Linked DNA regions of Homo sapiens: region 2 is linked to region 1. Evidence: chromatin contacts called from ENCODE Hi-C or POLR2A ChIA-PET data. All regions are on one chromosome and are shown on one strand. The core of a region is the stretch at or near the end of the contact, and the rest is flanking DNA. Distances in the headings are between cores, read along the strand shown. Region 1 overlaps CLIP2 (CAP-Gly domain containing linker protein 2). Region 2 overlaps GTF2IRD1 (GTF2I repeat domain containing 1).

Region 1 (7,899 bases), core at 1,946-4,445:
TCAGCCTCCCCAGTAGGGGACTACAGGCATGCGCCATCACGCCTGGCTGAACTTTTTTTTTTTTTTTTTTTTTTTTTTTTTTTTTTTTTTTTTTGTAGAGACAGGGTCTTGCCATATTGCCCAAGCTGGTCTTGAACTCCTGGACTCAAGCAATTCCCCCCACCTCAGCCTCCCAAAGTGCTGGGATTAAAGGTATGAGCCACCATGCCTGGCCCAAAGTGGTATATTTATATAATAGAATACTTCTTAGCAATAAAGAACTACTGATATGTGCAACATAGATGAATGCTTTTTTTTTTTTTTTGAGATGGAGTCTCGCTCTGTCACCCAGGTTCAAGCGATTCTCCCGGGTTCAAGCGATTCTCCTGTCTCCACCTCCCAAGTAGCTGGAACTACAGGTGTGTGCCACCACGCCCGGCTAATTTTTGTATTTTTAGTAGAGACAGGGTTTCACTATGTTGACCAGGCTGGTTTCGAACTCCTGACCTCAGGTGATCCACCCGCCTCAGCCTCCCAAAGTGCTGGGATTACAGGCGTGTGCCACCACGCCCGGCCGGATGAATGTTTAAAACATTTTGCTAAGTAGAAGAAACTAGACACGAAGGACTCCATATTGTATGAATCCGTTCATATGAAATTTCAAAACCGTATACACAGAATGCAGATTAGTGGTTGCCTGGGCCTGGAAACACAGATTGGCTGCAAATGGGCACAGAGAACTTTCTGGGTAGTAGAAATGTCCTAAAACTGGGGTGTGGTGATAGTTGCACAACTCTATGTTTATACTAGAAGTCATCAAACCATACAATTAATTTTTAGTAGAGACGGGGTTTCATCATGTTGGCTAGGTTGGTCTCAAACTCCTGACCTCAGGTGACCCACCTGCATTGGCCTCCCCAAGTGCTGGGATTACAGGTGTGAGCCACTATGCTGGGCCCAAACCATACACTTAAGATGGGAGAGGCCGGGCATAGTGGCTTATACCTGTAATCCCAGCACTTTGGGAGGCCGAGGTGGGTGAATTGCTGGAGCTCAGGAGTTTGAGACCAGCCTGGGCAACATGGCGAAAATCTATCTCTACAAAATAATACAAAATGTAGCCAGGTGTGGTGGTGCATGCCTGTAGTCCGAGCTACTGGGGAGGCTAAGGTGAGAGGATTGCTTCAGCCCAGGAGGTTGAGGCTGCAGTGAGCTGTGATCACACTACCACACTCCAGCCTGGGTGACAGAGTGAGACCCTGTCTCTAAAAAAGTTAAAAAAATTTTTTAAAAAGGGCCGGGCATGGTGGCTCACGCCTGTAATCTCAGCACTTTGAATACACATTTCACCAAAGAAGATATATAAACAGCCCATAAGCACATGAAAAGACGGCCGAGGCAGGCAGATCACTGAAGGTCAGGAGTTTGAGACCAGCCCGGCCAACGTGGTGAAACCCTGTCTCTACTAAAAATACAAAAATTAGCTGGGCGTGGTGGCACACACCTGTAGTTCCAGCTACTTGGGAGGTGGAGGCAGGAGAATCGCTTGAACCCGGAAGGCGGAGGTTGCAGTGAGCTGACATCGCACCACCATGCTCCAGCCTGGGCAACAAAGCGAGACTCCATCTCAAAATAAATAAATATAAATAAATAAACAAACTAGATTATGAATGAATGAATGAATGATACTTACCCAAGAGGTGAGAAGTCCAGGACACCATTCTCACCTCCTTAGGACATAGCACTCAGGTCTGAGTGGCTTGTGGTGATCAGCCCAGCTGGTCAGACACCACAGGTCATCACACAGCCGGTCTGGCCTCCCAACCAGCCAGCATCCCCTCTGAGGCAGAGATCAGGCGTGAGAACCCTGTCCCTGGCACTGGAGGCTCCTGCAGATGACCCTGCAGTCCTTACCACCCGCCTGACACTGTCCCACCTCCCAGAGGCCACCTGTGTCTTTTCTCCCACCTGCTTCACTTCTCCTATTTGCATTACCTACTGACACCTAGCCTGATGCCACCTCCTCCAGGAAGTCTCTCAGGACCTTCGGCCCACAGAGACCTCAGGATCACATGTGGAGCCAAGGAGGAGAGAGTATGCTGTTCTTGTCTGTCTTCGTCATGCCACCTGGGAGCTTACAGGCAACTTCAGGCAGGGCCATAGTCTCTCCTCTCTGGGAACCCAGCCTGAGCCATGGTGCCTGGCACAGAGCCATGATCTGGAATTCCCACGACAACACACCTACAGCCGCCCAGAGGACACAAATCCCCAGAAACACTACTCCCAGGGAACGCTCCCAAAATTAACCTCCAGCCCTCCTGAACCACCCCCCAGCAGCCTCCAGTATGAAGAACCTACTGTTGCCGGGCACGGTGGCTCATGCCTGTAATCCCAGAACTTTGGGAGGCTGAGGCGGGCAGATCACAAGGTCAGGAGTTTGAGACCAGCCTGGCCAACAGAGTGAAACCCTGTCTCTACTAAAAATACAAAAAAATTAGCCAGGCATGGTGGTGGGCACCTGTAGTCCCAGCTACTAGGGAGGCTGAGGCAGGAGAATCACTTGAACCCAGGAGGCGGAGGTTGTGGTGAGCCGAGATGGTGCCATTGCACTCCAGCCTGGGCGACAGATCGACACTCAAACAAAACAAAACCAAAAACAAAAAAACGAACCTACTGTCTACCAGGCATTGCACGAATGTGGCCTCATGTCCTCCCCAGCCCCTGCACAAGGCAGAGGTCCTCTGACAGGTGGAGCTTCCCGAGTGCAGAGAAGTTCGGGGACTCAAAGTCACACACTGCTAAGTGGCTGTCCTGGAATCAGACCCGGGTCTGGCCCTTCCCTACCTCCCATCCTGCCGAGCCCAGCCCTGGAATAACATTTGTGAGCCCCCTGGCCTCTGGGGACAGCGTCCGCCTGCCACGGCTCACAAAGGAAACCAAAGAGCTGGCAGGAGAGGAGAACCAAGGCGGCATTCAGTCAGGCCCGGCCACCCTTGCTGTGGGAGGGGGAGAAGGGTGCAGAGGGGGAGCAGCCCCCCTGTCCCCGAGGAGCACCCGGAAGGGGAGAGGGGAGAATAGTGAACAGGAAGAAGGGGGAGGCCACCTGCCCTCGTGTGACTCAGCTGTGCTGGTGGGACAGAGGAAGAGAGAGGGATTCTTGGAAAACGCTGGGACTTGATGATAAATTGGCCTCTGGCCACACTGTGGCCGACGTGGGAGGCGGGGAAGCCTGGGGCAGTCCCAGCTCCAAACCCCAGACTTTCTCCGAGTGGCTGTGAGCCCTTGGCCCAGAGAGAGCCTCAGTTTCATTACCTGTAAAATGGGGTACAAGTGTCACCACCTCCTGGGAGTGAGGCAGAGAAGACACCCCAGGAGTATGCCCGGCTGCTCGGGAAGGGGACTGTCACTACTCTCTGGAGGCCCTGGTGCACAGGACGGACAGGCGAGGGCGGGGTGGCATTCAGACCAACAGTCCCCCTTTTGTGCCACCCTCCGATGCCGTTTCCCAGAGACAAGCCCCGGCTGCATTTCACGCCTTCCATTTCAGCTGCCCGGGGGTGGCGGGCTGCAGCCTCGGAACTCTGCCAATCAGGGCCCCGGCGGAGGGGGACGGGTGCCAAATAGAGCAGTGGAAAGCCCATCTTGGTTTGGCGGGCCAGCCTCATCCTGGGGCGAGGGAGGCAGGAGCCAGGAAGCGGGCACGCCTGCAGAGACCCCGGACGTGGCTCTCTCCCGGAGGGGCAGGTGCTTGGCAGGGACACTGCTGCTGGCTGGGGTGGGTCACATCCAGCCTTCACCAGAGCCCACTCTCTCCAGGGCCCTCGGGGGTCCCAGCAGCTGGGGTGCTCATGCCCACACTTCCTGAGGTGTAACCCGCAGTCCCCACAATCAGGCCCCAGAGGTAGGCTCAGCACAGCCCCTGCCCACATGCCACAAGCCCTAGGGCACCAGGCACAACAGCACCTCTCGGAGGAGCAAGGGACCCGTAACCGGGAGCCTGGGCAGGCAGCACCTGCGGGGCAGAGGGTCTGGGATCCCGCAAAGGAAACTGACCACACTCTGCCAGGTCCACCCAACACCCAAGGATCTGGTGGGGCTGGAAGGCAGCAGGGGATCTAGAGAGTATGAGAGACAGGCAGGGTCTCCTGGACGTGCCCCAGCAATCAGGCTGAGGGGATGAGGGGCCACAGAGAGACTCCAAGCCAGGGGTCCCCCACAATCAGACAAGCACACCAGCAAGACCGCTCTGGGAGCTGAGGATGATGGTGAACTGGCAGCAGGGGCGGTGGGGGGGGGTTGGGGTGCAGGGAGAGAAGCCAGCTGGGGGCTGCTGAGATGGAAGCAGATCCCTAAAATGTGACCGGGTGCGGTGACTCATGTCTGTAATCCCAGCACTTTGGGAGGCCAAGACAGGAGGATCACCTGAGGTCAGGAGTTCAAGACCAGCCTGGGCAACATGGCGAAACCCCATCTCTACTAAAAATAGAAAAATTAGCTGGGCGTGGTGGCGCATGCCTGTAATCCCAGCCACTTGGGAGACTGAGGCAGGAGAATCACTTGAACCCAGGAGGCAGAGATTGCAGTGAGCTGAGATGGTGCCATTGCACTCCAGCCTGGGCGACAAAGTGAGACTCCGTCTCAAAAACAAACAAACAACAAACAAAATGAGGCCTGATCTGGGACAGAGAGGGGACACTGGGAGGGAGGTGGGGGGAGGTAGGGGCTGCAGCAGAGAACTCAAAGCAACCACAGGGCACAAACCTGAGGGCAACCCAACGACAGGTGGGCAGGAATGGGACCAGCCTTTGCGGGGGAGGCCAGGCTGCACAACCCACCAGCTGAGAGACAGAGAGCTGCTGTGCCTCCCCAGGAACAGGAAAATGCAAACCCAGGGTGCCCCATCCAATGGGCAAGTCAAAAGGCCTGGCAATGCCAAGTATTGGAGAGGGGGCAGAGCAGTGGGTGGGTGGGCACGGATGGCACAGTGCCTGGGCTGGACAGGGAACGTAAGTGTACAGTGGAGGGATGGATGGTCCCCTAGAGGGTCCTCCCTGGCAATTGGCCTGCCTGCCCTGGAGCCACCCACAGGATGAACTCCATTGTAAGAGCAGGGAGGGGTGGTTTGGTGGTGGGAGGGGACTGGGGTGGGGTAACTGGGGACTTTATTTATTTATTTATTTATTCATTCATTCATTTATTTATTTTTGGAGACAGGGTCTCCCTCTGTTGCCCAGGCAAGAGTGTAGTGATGCAATCATAGCTCACTGTAGCCTTGAACTCCTGGGCTCAAGTGATCCTCCTTCCTTAGCCTCCCGAGTAGTTGGGACCACAGGTGTATGCCACCATATCCGGCTAATTTATGTAAAGAGAGGATCTCACTATGTTGCCCAGGCTGGTCTTGAACTCCTGGCTTCAAGTGATTCTCTTGGCTCAGCCTCCCAGAGTGCTGGGATTACAGGCATCAGCCACCATGCCCAGCCTTTGTTATATTTCTAAGGTTTGTTTCCTAGCCCTATGGGGTGCACATGGGTGTTCAATGTATCCTGTCTACTCCTTTGAATATCTAACAGATTTCTTAAACTTTTTTTTTTTTTTGTCAGAGTCTCCCTCTGTCGCCCAGGTTTTTTTGTCAGAGTCTCCCTCTGTCACCCAGGTTGGAGTGCAATGGCGTGATCTCGGCTCACTGCAACCTCCACCTCCCGGGTTCAAACCATTCTCCGGCCTCAGCCTCCCGAGTAGCTGGGATTACAGGCATCTGCCATCATGCCCAGCTAATTTTTGTATTTTTGTAGAGATGAGGTTTCACTATGTTGGCCAGGCTGGTCTTGAACTCCTGACCTCAGGTGATCCACCTGCCTTGGCCTCCCAAAGTGCTGGGATTACAGGCATGAGCCACCATGCCCGGCTTCTTAATCATTTTTTTAAAAGAAAAATAAAGATAGGCTAGGTACGGTGGCTCACGCCTGCAATCCTAGCACTCTGGGATGCCAAGGCAAGATCATTTGAGGCCAGGAGTTCGAGACCAGCCTGGACAACACAGTGAGACCTCACCTCCTATTAAAAAAAAAAAATTAGCCAGGCATGGTGACACACACCTGTAGTCCCAGCTACTTAGGAGGCTAAGGTGGGAGGATTGCTTGAGTCCAGAAGTTTGAGGCTGCAGTGAGCTGTGATCTGTGATCCTGCCACTGAACCCCATCCTGGGCCACAGAGCAAGACTCTATTTTTTTTTTTTTTTTTGAGACCGAGTCTCACTCTGTCACCCATTCTGGAGTGCAGTGGCACGATCTCAGCTCACTGCAACCTCCGCCTGCTGAGTTCAAGCGATTCTTGTGCCTCAGCTTCCCAAGTAGCTGAGCCCACAGGAGTGCACCACCACAACTGGCTAATTTTTGTATTTTTAGTAGAGACGGGGTTTCACCATGTTGGCCAGGCTGGTCTCGAACTCCTGACCTCAGGTGATCCGCCTGCCTTCACCTCCCAAAGTGGTGGAATTACAGGCGTGAGCCACCACGCCTGACCTAAGACCCTATTTCTAAAAAAAAAAAAAAAAAAAATAAGAGACACAAGGGGAGGGAGAAGGAAACATTATCTCCACTGCACAGCCACCAAGAGGCAAGCCCCCAACAGAGAGGACCCCAAAATGCTCACTGCCAGGCCAGGCTTTCTGAGCCAATGGTGAGCCCTTCTCTGAGCATGAAGGGGGCTCCCCAAGCCCTACCCAGCACCCCAATGCCCACACATGCACTAGAATGCCAGTCCCACCCCAATCCTGCACCATGCAGAATCCAGCAGGGGGTCTTGGGTGTAACACCACTCCAGGCTGGCACCTCACCTGCTCCACGGACCCCACTGCCCATCCATCCCACACAGCTTTGTTTGCATTTGCCCAAGGCTCAGGGAATCTGAGAAGGTTGACTTAGGTCACCCAGTGGTGAAGCTAGAGTCTCCACATCCTCCCTGACCAGGGCAAGAAGAGGGCAGGGCTGGACGGCCCCTTCCCTGTGAGTCTTGCCGGCTCTGAGGCGGAACCTGAAGCTCTGAGCCTTATACCCACTATCCCTCAGGCCTGGGAGAGCTGATGGGAGGGTGCCCGGCTGTCTGTACTGCTGTCTCCACCCATACTTGGTCAGTCTTCTCTGCCAGGCCTGCGGGGAGCTGCAGCCCCAGCTGTGCAGGCAACACACACAGCTGCTGGCCAGCAGTAGAGGTACGAGGGAGCCCCAGGAAGAATGGGGTGGGGATAAATCCCGAGCTGCCCTGAGAGCACCCATTGGCCTGGCGGCCATCCAGATAGTGGGGACAGCTGACAGCCAGCGTGGGGATAGGGCCTTGCCCCAGCATCACAGCAGATCCAGGGCTGGAACCCAGGCTCCACAAGCCCACGTGGCTTCAAACAGGAGGGAGGGAGATGAAACTGGCAAGACCACAGTGGATAGTGTGGACCAGGTTTACACAGTGCAGGGCTCTGGGCTCCTGGGCTGAGCAGGGCAGGACAGACCCAGGCCAAGTGCCCCAGTCAAACCCCAACTTCTCTGGCACCTGCAGCTGGGAGACAAGCAAGGGTTGAGTCTAGAAGCCTGGGTTCCGGTCCCACATGCTACCTTTCTCACTATGTCCGAGCTCAGGGCTGTGGTTCCTCAGTTTTAGAGGAGGCATCTTCTGGCCAGGCCTGGTGGGAGGCTGAGGTGTGTGGAACACCTGTGGTCAGGAGTTCGAGACCAGCCTGGCCAACATGGTGAAACCCCATCTCTACTAAAATACAAAAATTAATTGGGCGTGGTGGTGTGCGCCTGTAATCCCTGCTACTTGGGAGGCTGAGGCAGGAGAATCGCTTGAACCAGGGAGGCGGAGGTTGCAGTGAGCTGATATCGCGCCATTGCACTCCAGCCTGGGTGACAGAGTAAGACTCTATTTCAA
Region 2 (7,899 bases), core at 2,584-5,083, 220 kb before region 1:
ACCACCAATAACAAGACCCTCAGGCCTTGTAGAAAGCACTTCTGACTCCCAGATGGTGCATACCCTGCAGATACCTGGGCCAGGGCAGAGACTCTACCTCCTGGCTCCCCCCACTTTTTTTTTTTCTTTTTGGAGATGGGGTCTTGCTACGTTGGCCAGGCTGGTCTTGAACTCCTAGGCTCAAGTGATCCGCCTACCTTGGCCTCCTAAAGTGCTGGGATTACAGGCCGTAAGCCACTGTGCTCAGCCCCTGGCTCCTTTTTAAGCCCTCCTCTCCTGACTCACTTTTGCCAGCATGATCTCAGATGGTTAAATGATGAGGCTGGGGTGTGTAATAGAAAAAAGTGTACTTGGAGGCTCTGAAGCTGTAGCCACTGTTCTAAGCATTTCATCCACATCTGGTAATTTACTCTCCGATCAACACTATGAGGCATGGACAATTATCAGGCCTGGTTATTCTATGTTTAATTTATTTATTTAGAGATGGATTCTCGCTGTCACCCAGGCTGGAGTGCAGTTGTGCCATCTTGGCTCACTGCAATCTCTGTCGCCCGAATTCAAGCCATTCTCATGCCTCAGCCTCCCGAGTAGCTGGGACTACAGGCGTGCGCCACCACACCTGGCTAATTTTTGTATGTTTAGTAGAGACGGAGTTTCACCATGTTGGCCGGGCTGGTCTCAAACTCTTGACCTCAGGTGATCCACTCATCCTGGCCTCCCAAAGTGCTGGGATTACAGGCGTAATCCAGGCCACCATGCCTGGCCTATTTTTTATTTTTTGAGATGGGGTGTCACTCTGTCACCCAGGCTGGAGTGCAGTGGCACGATCATAGCTCACTGCAGTCTCGAACTCCTGTGGTCAAGTGATCCTCCCATCTCAGCCTCCAAGTAGCTGGGACTACAGGTACCTGCCACCATGCCTGGCTAACTTTTTAAATATTTTGCAGAGATGGGGTCTCGCCATGTTGCCTGGGCTGGTATCAGGCCTGGTTTATGTAAATGAGGCACAGAGTGGTTAAGTAACTTGCCCAAGGACGCCCAGGTCGGAAATGTCTTCAGGTGCACCGATGCACTTAATGATGTTTTAATTCACAAGGGAAATAAGGACAATGAAAAAACACCTCATGCTTATTAAACATCTGCTACATGTCAGGTGTGTTTCATCCACTTTTTCATTTTATGTTAGGAAAACTTGGGTCGGGGGGGCCATCATTGTCCCTTCCCCCCACCCCTGCCGCCTTTTTTTTTTTTTTTTTTTTTTTAAGAAACAGGGCCTTGCTCTGACACTCAGGCTATGCAGGCCTGGGCAATATAGCAAGATCCCATCTCTATTCAAAAAAAAAAAAAAAAAAAAATTACAAAGTGCCTGATTAGGCCAGACACCGTGCCTGCATTTTCCATTCAATCCTCAAAAGGCCCAGAAGGAATAGGCCACACAGCTACACAAGGAGCTATAACAGAATTCTCTCTCAGACTCGTCTTATTCTCTGTGTTAAGTTAGAGAACCCATTCATTCTGCCCCTGCCCCATCATTGCCTCCCCAGGCCCCTGCTTAGCCCACATGCCCCAAAACCCGGAGCCCAAGCCAAGCCCGGAGCAGAAGGCCAGACCCCTACGCCCACCCGCACCTCTCTTTTTTGAGACAGAGTCTCACTTTGTCACCCAGGCTGGAGTGCAGTGGCATGATCTTGGCTCATTGCAACCTCTGCCTCCCGGGTTCAAGAGATTCTCCTGCCTCAGCGTCCCAAGTAGCTGGGATTACAGGCACCCACCACCACACCTGGCTAATTTTTGTATTGTTAATAGAGACGGGGTTTTGCCATGTTGACCAGGCTGGTCTCGAACTCCTGGCCTCAAGCGATCTGCCTGCCTTGGCCTCCCAAAGTGCTGGGATTACAGGCATGAGCCACTGCGCCCAGCCCCACCCGCACCTCTTAATGATGAAGTGGATACTATGGCGCTCCTCCAGGATCCGCTTCAGCTTGGGGACTCCATAAGTGCAGGGGCGCTTGAAGGGGATCTTGTCCGGGATGCCCACGATCTCCACAGCCTCCGGGTCACAGGCAATCTTCCGGTAGGGCACGGGGACCATGTGGTCCAGGCCCAGGGCTTCCGCTGGAAAGACAACCAAACAGCAAGGCTGAGTGTTAGACAGGCTGCTGGACACACAGGACCCGGGAGCTGCGGTCCCCATCACCTCCCACCGTCCCCACTCCACTCTGGCCATGTAGCGGCCAGAGGGATCCTGCAGAAATGTCAAAATCATATCACTTTTCTGTTAGGAAATTGGCTGGGCTGGGTGCGGTGACTCATGCCTGTAATTCCAGCACTCCGGGAGGCTGAGGTGGACAGATGGCTTGAGCCCAGGAGTTCAAGACCAGCCTGGACAACACAGCAAGACCCCATCTCTGCAGAAAGTAAAATACAAAAAGCTAGGTGTGGTGGTGCACGCCTGTGGTCCCAGCTACTCGGGAGGCTGAGGTGGGAGAATCACTTGAGCCTAGGAGTTCGAAGCTGCAGTGAGCCAAGATCATGCCACTGCACTCCAGCCTGGGCAACAGAGTGAGACCCTGTCTCAAAAAATAAAAATAAAAAATGTCCAGTGGCTCCCATCTCATTTGGTGACAGCCAAAGTCCTACGTATGTGACTTCATCACCTCTGGCCTCATCTGCCCCCTTCATGCCTCTGTGTGCTCCCCCTACCCCTGCCGCCCCCTTGGTGCTTCCCCTACAGGCCAGGAGCATACACTCGGTTCAATGCCTTTGTACCTGCTCTTCTGTCTGCTCAGATCCCTTTCTCCTAGAAATCCATAAACATCCATCCATCAGTCCGTCTATCCATCCATCCATCCATCCGTCTATCCATCCATCCATCCATCCATCCATCCATCCATCCATCCATCCACCCATCCACCCGGTTGTCCGTCCATCCATCCATCCATCCATCCATCCATCCATCCATCCATCCATCCATCCATCTGCCCATTCATCCATCCATCCTTTCATCCATCCATCCATCCATCCATCCATCCATCCATCCATCCACCCACCCACCCACCCGGCTGTATATCCATCTGCCCATCCATCCATTCATCCATCCATCCATCCATCCATCCATCCATCCATCCATCCATCCATCCACCCATCTTTCCTTCCCTCCCTCCCTCCCTCCCTCCTTTCAGGTGTTTGCTCAAATAGCACTTTGGCAGCCTAACACAGCCTCCTCCATCCCTCATTCCCTCCCCTGCTGTGTCTGTCATCCACTGGTCATCACCTGACACTACATCCACACTCATCTCTATGTGTACTGTCTAGAAAGGAAGCTGCATAAGAACAGGGGTTTTGGCCAGGTGCAGTGGCTCATGCCTGTCATCCCAGCACTTTGGAAGGCTACAGTTGTTGGGAAATGCTTGAGCCCAGGAGTTCAAGACCAGCCTGGGCAACACAGTAAGAAGCCATCTCTATAAAAATACAAAAAATTAGCCGGGCTTGGGCCTGTAGTCCCAGCTACTTGGCAGGCTGATGCTGGAGGATCGCTTGAGTCCAGGAGTTCGAAGATGCAGTGAGCTGTGATTGCACCACTACACTCCAGCCTGGGTGACAGAGCGAGACTGTCTGAAAAAGAGTAGGGGTTTTGTTTTCTGCCTTGCCACTGCGACCTCAATGGGGCTGGGCACACACTAAGTGCTTTCTGCATAGTGAATATACAAATGGCTAAAGGAAGTGCCCAAGCTTGAGATTAGCTCCTGGCAGGCGAGTAGTTGCACAGGTGAGCACAGGTGTGTGCCTTCTTCCAGGGAGGAGCTTGGCACGCCCTTCATTCACCAGCGCCATAAACAAAACACACCCCAGAAGCTGACGGCTCTGCCAACAGCCAAGCAGACAGAATCCAGGCTCATGCCCAGGCTACTTGCTCTGTTTTCCCAGACTTGTGCCATTTCAGTCATTCACTTCGACCCCAGCTACACGTTTTCATTAATTCATTCATCAAATACTTTTTTTTTTTCCCTGATGGAGTCTTGCTCTGTTGCCCAGGCTGGAGTGCAGCGGCACAATCTTGGCTCACTGCAAACTCCCTGACTGGGTTCAAGCAATTCTCCTGCCTCAGCCTCCCGAGTAGCTGGGATTACAGGCGTGTGCCACCACGCCCAGCTAATTTTTGTATTTTTAGTAGAGTCAGGGTTTCACCATGTTGGCCAGGCTGGTTTTGAACTCCTGACCTCAGGTGATCCGCCTGCCTTGGCCTCCCAAAGTGCTGGGATTAAAGGAGTGAACCACAGTCCCCGGCCCCACACCAAATACTTTTTAAGCACCTACTATGTTCCTAATACAAGCTGGTACTTTCTTTCTTTCTTTTTCAGAGACAGGGTCTTGCTAACAGCCCAGGCTGAAGTGCAGTGGCATAATCATTGCTCACTGCAGCCTCGACTTCTGGCTAAAGTCATCCTCCTACCTCAGCCTTTTGAGTAGCTAGGACTACAGGCATGTGTTACCATGCCCAGCTATTTACTTTTTTATTTTTTGAAGAGACGGGGTCTTGCTATGTTGCCCAGACTGATCTTGAACTCCTGGGCTCAAGTGATCCTCTTGCCTCAGCTTCCCAAAGTGCTAAGATTACAGGCATGAGCCACCGCTCCTGGCCTTAAGCAAGTACTTTCATGGGTCACCCTTCCCCTGACCTGAGTATCCACTTCACTCTTGCCTCCCCGTATGACCATGGACGGGGCCTCGATACACTGTCCTCCCTCCAGGCTCCCATATCTCCTGGCTGTTCCTCAGGCCCCTCCCTGTCCTAGCCCTGCTTCTCTGGCCACACTATGCTTTGTCTGTGTTCCTGTAAGTGCCAGCCCAGAGCTGGACCTCCCTCCAGCCCTGCTTGGGCCCTCCCTTGGGTGCCTCTGACACTGTTTTCCTGTTGATGCAGCGGCCCAGGTCTGCGTTGGCGGCTTTGGCATCCAGATCCCACTGAGATGTCACACTTAGCTCGTTGTCAAATGAAACCTTCGAAATCTCAACAGCTGGCAAAGCATCTCTCCCCACTTCCCCCCCACCTCCCACATCAGCAGCCACCCCCAGCCCCAGCCCTTGAGCAATTGGTCCTTTGAGTGCCTGTGAATTTGTCTCCGTCTGGTTCATCTGGTTTATTGGGGCTTGTCTTTTCAGCACTGGGGAGATTCAGTGGACAGAGGGCCAACCCCCGAACCCTGCTGTTGCCCCTTGGGAAGGGGCTGCCTTCATGCAGTGCCACCATGCACCCTCCTCGGCCCCTCACCTGGTCCCAGCATCATCCCAGAGGACATGTCCTCGAGACTTCCTGAAGCCTAATGTTTCCCCCAATTCTAATTTTTCTGTTTCTTCCTCCTTTGTACCACCCACACTGTCACTGGCCCAATTCACCCAGATTTGGTGGCTGGTAGAGCTGGGAGCAGGGTTTGCTCACCCACGACCAGTGGAATGCCTTGGGCTGCCAGACCCCGTCCCCACCACCCGTGGGGTCCCCAGTACTGGGCAGCTGCCTTCTCCCCCACGCAGCTCCCCAGAGGGAGCTCCGGCTTTATGGGGAACAAGATCTTGACCACTCCACACCCAACACTCTTTGGATGTGACTCAGGAACTGACATTTGGAAAAGGCTTGGCATTTTGGAAAGTCCAGAGCGTGGGACAGGCCAGAACACTGGCCTGGGCAGAACCCTCCCAAGGCAGGCAGAGCCGGCTCCTCCCTGGTTCCCCTCCCCCAACCTCCGCCTGGCTCACACCTGCCTGGGGCGGGGAGAGACTCAGGGGCAGGTGCAGACAGCCCTTTGCAGCTCTGAGGAGTGAGGAGGCGTGGCTGGGCCAGGGTGGCCACATCAAAGGTAGCTGGCTATCCCAGGCTCCTCACTAAGGCCTCCAGAGTCTTGTTCAGCCCCATGTCAATGTGGAAGGTCCAGCCCACACGCAGAGGCTGCCCCAGACGTGGTCACAAGACACCTCGTCCATGAAGCCACCCCTGACTTCCCAGCCTATTGAGACTGTTTCTTCCTTGGAATTATCCTCCCTTCTTTTTTTTTTCTTTTTAAATTCTTTCCTTAATGATTTTCTTTTCTTTTTTTGAGAGAAAGTCTCACTCTGTCACCCAGGCTGGAGTGCAGTGGCGTGATCTCGGCCCACTGCAACCTCTGCCTCCCGGGTTCAAGTGATTCTTCTGCCTCAGCCTCCCAAAGTAGCTAAGATTACAGGTGCATGCCACCATGCCACGCCCAGTTAATTTTTGTATTTTTGTAGAGACGGGGTTTCACCATGTTGGCCAGGCTGGTCTCGAACTCTCGAGCTCAAGTGATTCACCTGCCTCGGCCTCCCAAAGTGCTGGGATGACAGGCATGAGCCACAGCGCCTACCACTTGTGTTTTCTTTCCAGAGTGCGGTGGGCTGACATCTGCTATGAGCCTGACTCTGTCCTGGGTGCTAGGGACAAAGAGAGGGGTTGGGTGCAGTCCTGGCCCTCAGGGAGACAGCGGCAGGCAGGGGGCGTCAAGTTCCCAATGTGTCACAGAGAGGGAACCATCAGGGTACCCAGGCCTACCTGGCCCAGGCTGGGGACCCAAAGGCTTCCTAGAGGAGGTGACTCCCAAGACGAGTCTCAAAGAACAATTAGGAATTTGTCCCTAAAATGTGAAAAGACTGTGCCAGACAGAGGGCACAGCACAGGTAAAGCTGGGAGGTGGGAAATGGTGTGTTACTGTGGGGGACTTGCACATGAGGCCAACAGAGATTTTTCTGGGCCTTATGGATAGTTCCCCTGATGGGCAATCTGTTTTGTTTGTTTTTTTGTAGAGATAGGGTCTCGCTCTGTCACCCAGGCTGGAGTGCAGGGGTACAATCGTAGCTCACTGTAGCCTCAACCTTCTGGACTCAAGCAATCCTCCCACCTCAGCCTGCAAGTAGCTAAGACCACAGGTGTGTGGTTAATTTTTTAATTTTTAATTTGTATTTATTTATATTTTTTGAGACAGAGTCTCACTGTGTCACCAGGCTGAAGTGCAATGCCACGATCTCGACTCACTGCAACCTGCACCTCCTAGGTTCCAGTGATTCTGGTGCCTCAGGATCTGAGTAACTGGGATTACAGGCGTGTATTACCACACCCAGTTAATTTTTGTATTTTTAGTAGAGACAGGGTTCTGGCATGTTGGCCAGGCTGGCCTTGAACTCCTGACCTCAGGTGATCCGCCTGCCTCTGCCTCCCAAAGTGCTGGGATTACAGGCATGAGCCACTGCACCCAGCCTAGTTAAAAAATTTGTTTTTGTAGAGATGGGAGGTCTCACTGTGTTGGTCAGGCTGGTCTTGAACTCCCGGCCTCAGGTGATCCTCCCACCGTGGCCTCCCAAAGTGCTGGGATGACAGGCATGAGCCACTGCGCCCGGCCCCCAGATGGGTAATCTCTGCCCCCAACCTGTCCCGCTCCCCGCCACTGAGCCCAGGTCTGGGGCTTTGCCATCAGTTCCGCCCCCTGAAGAATCTGGAAGGGAAATATTGACACAACCACCCCCTACCCAGACAGGAGGAGCCCGCGACGGATGACATTAGCGGTGCCGGCGCGCGGGAGCCAGCATATGGCTCCCGCTGCCGTGTTGGGGAACACGAGTGATTGCCACGTAATGAGATGCTCAACACGGCTGCTGGGGCCACACGGCGGGCCGCGCCGCCCACTCACCATATCTGCTGTTAAACAGGATCTGCACACACTCCCGGAGCGTGTTGATGTCCTCGGTTTCCTTTATGAAGGCGTCCCACTTCTCTATCAAAACACAGGAGGCACAAGTGAGCAGGGCCCCACGGGACGGTCACACGCCCTCCACCGGCCATGACCACCGGGCTTTCACCCCCAGAGCCCCCGAGGCCGGCCCCAGCCCCCAGTC

Evidence for each region. A loop is a pair of places that touch in the nucleus more often than their neighbours do. ChIA-PET counts read pairs that join two places held with the same protein, here RNA polymerase II (POLR2A).
Region 2: a map of sciatic nerve shows a loop between it and region 1 (6-fold over the local background). The contact joins two enhancer-like sites. A Hi-C loop is called at or near these places in 1 of 168 maps with a recorded cell type or tissue (sciatic nerve). POLR2A ChIA-PET finds 5 or more read pairs at or near these places in 1 of 52 experiments (Caco-2).

Annotation. Positions count from the first base shown.
Region 1 is chr7:74,302,232-74,310,130 of GRCh38, reverse strand. The region is part of intron 1 of CLIP2 (CAP-Gly domain containing linker protein 2); the gene reads right to left. Among named protein-coding and RNA genes, the nearest start is that of CLIP2, 17 kb to the right of the region's middle. RefSeq lists enhancers at 1,580-2,218, 3,026-3,170 and a cis regulatory region at 3,093-3,103. Within about 2 kb of position 3,195, at least 8 of the 41 ENCODE cell types and tissues checked have a DNase peak (open chromatin) inside an H3K27ac peak, as active enhancers do.
Region 2 is chr7:74,523,950-74,531,848 of GRCh38, reverse strand. It overlaps GTF2IRD1 (GTF2I repeat domain containing 1), which reads right to left. Exons shown (of 27, transcript NM_005685.4): 8 at 7,695-7,778; 9 at 1,932-2,115. Among named protein-coding and RNA genes, the nearest start is that of WBSCR23, 4.7 kb to the left of the region's middle. Within about 2 kb of position 3,833, at least 5 of the 41 ENCODE cell types and tissues checked have a DNase peak (open chromatin) inside an H3K27ac peak, as active enhancers do.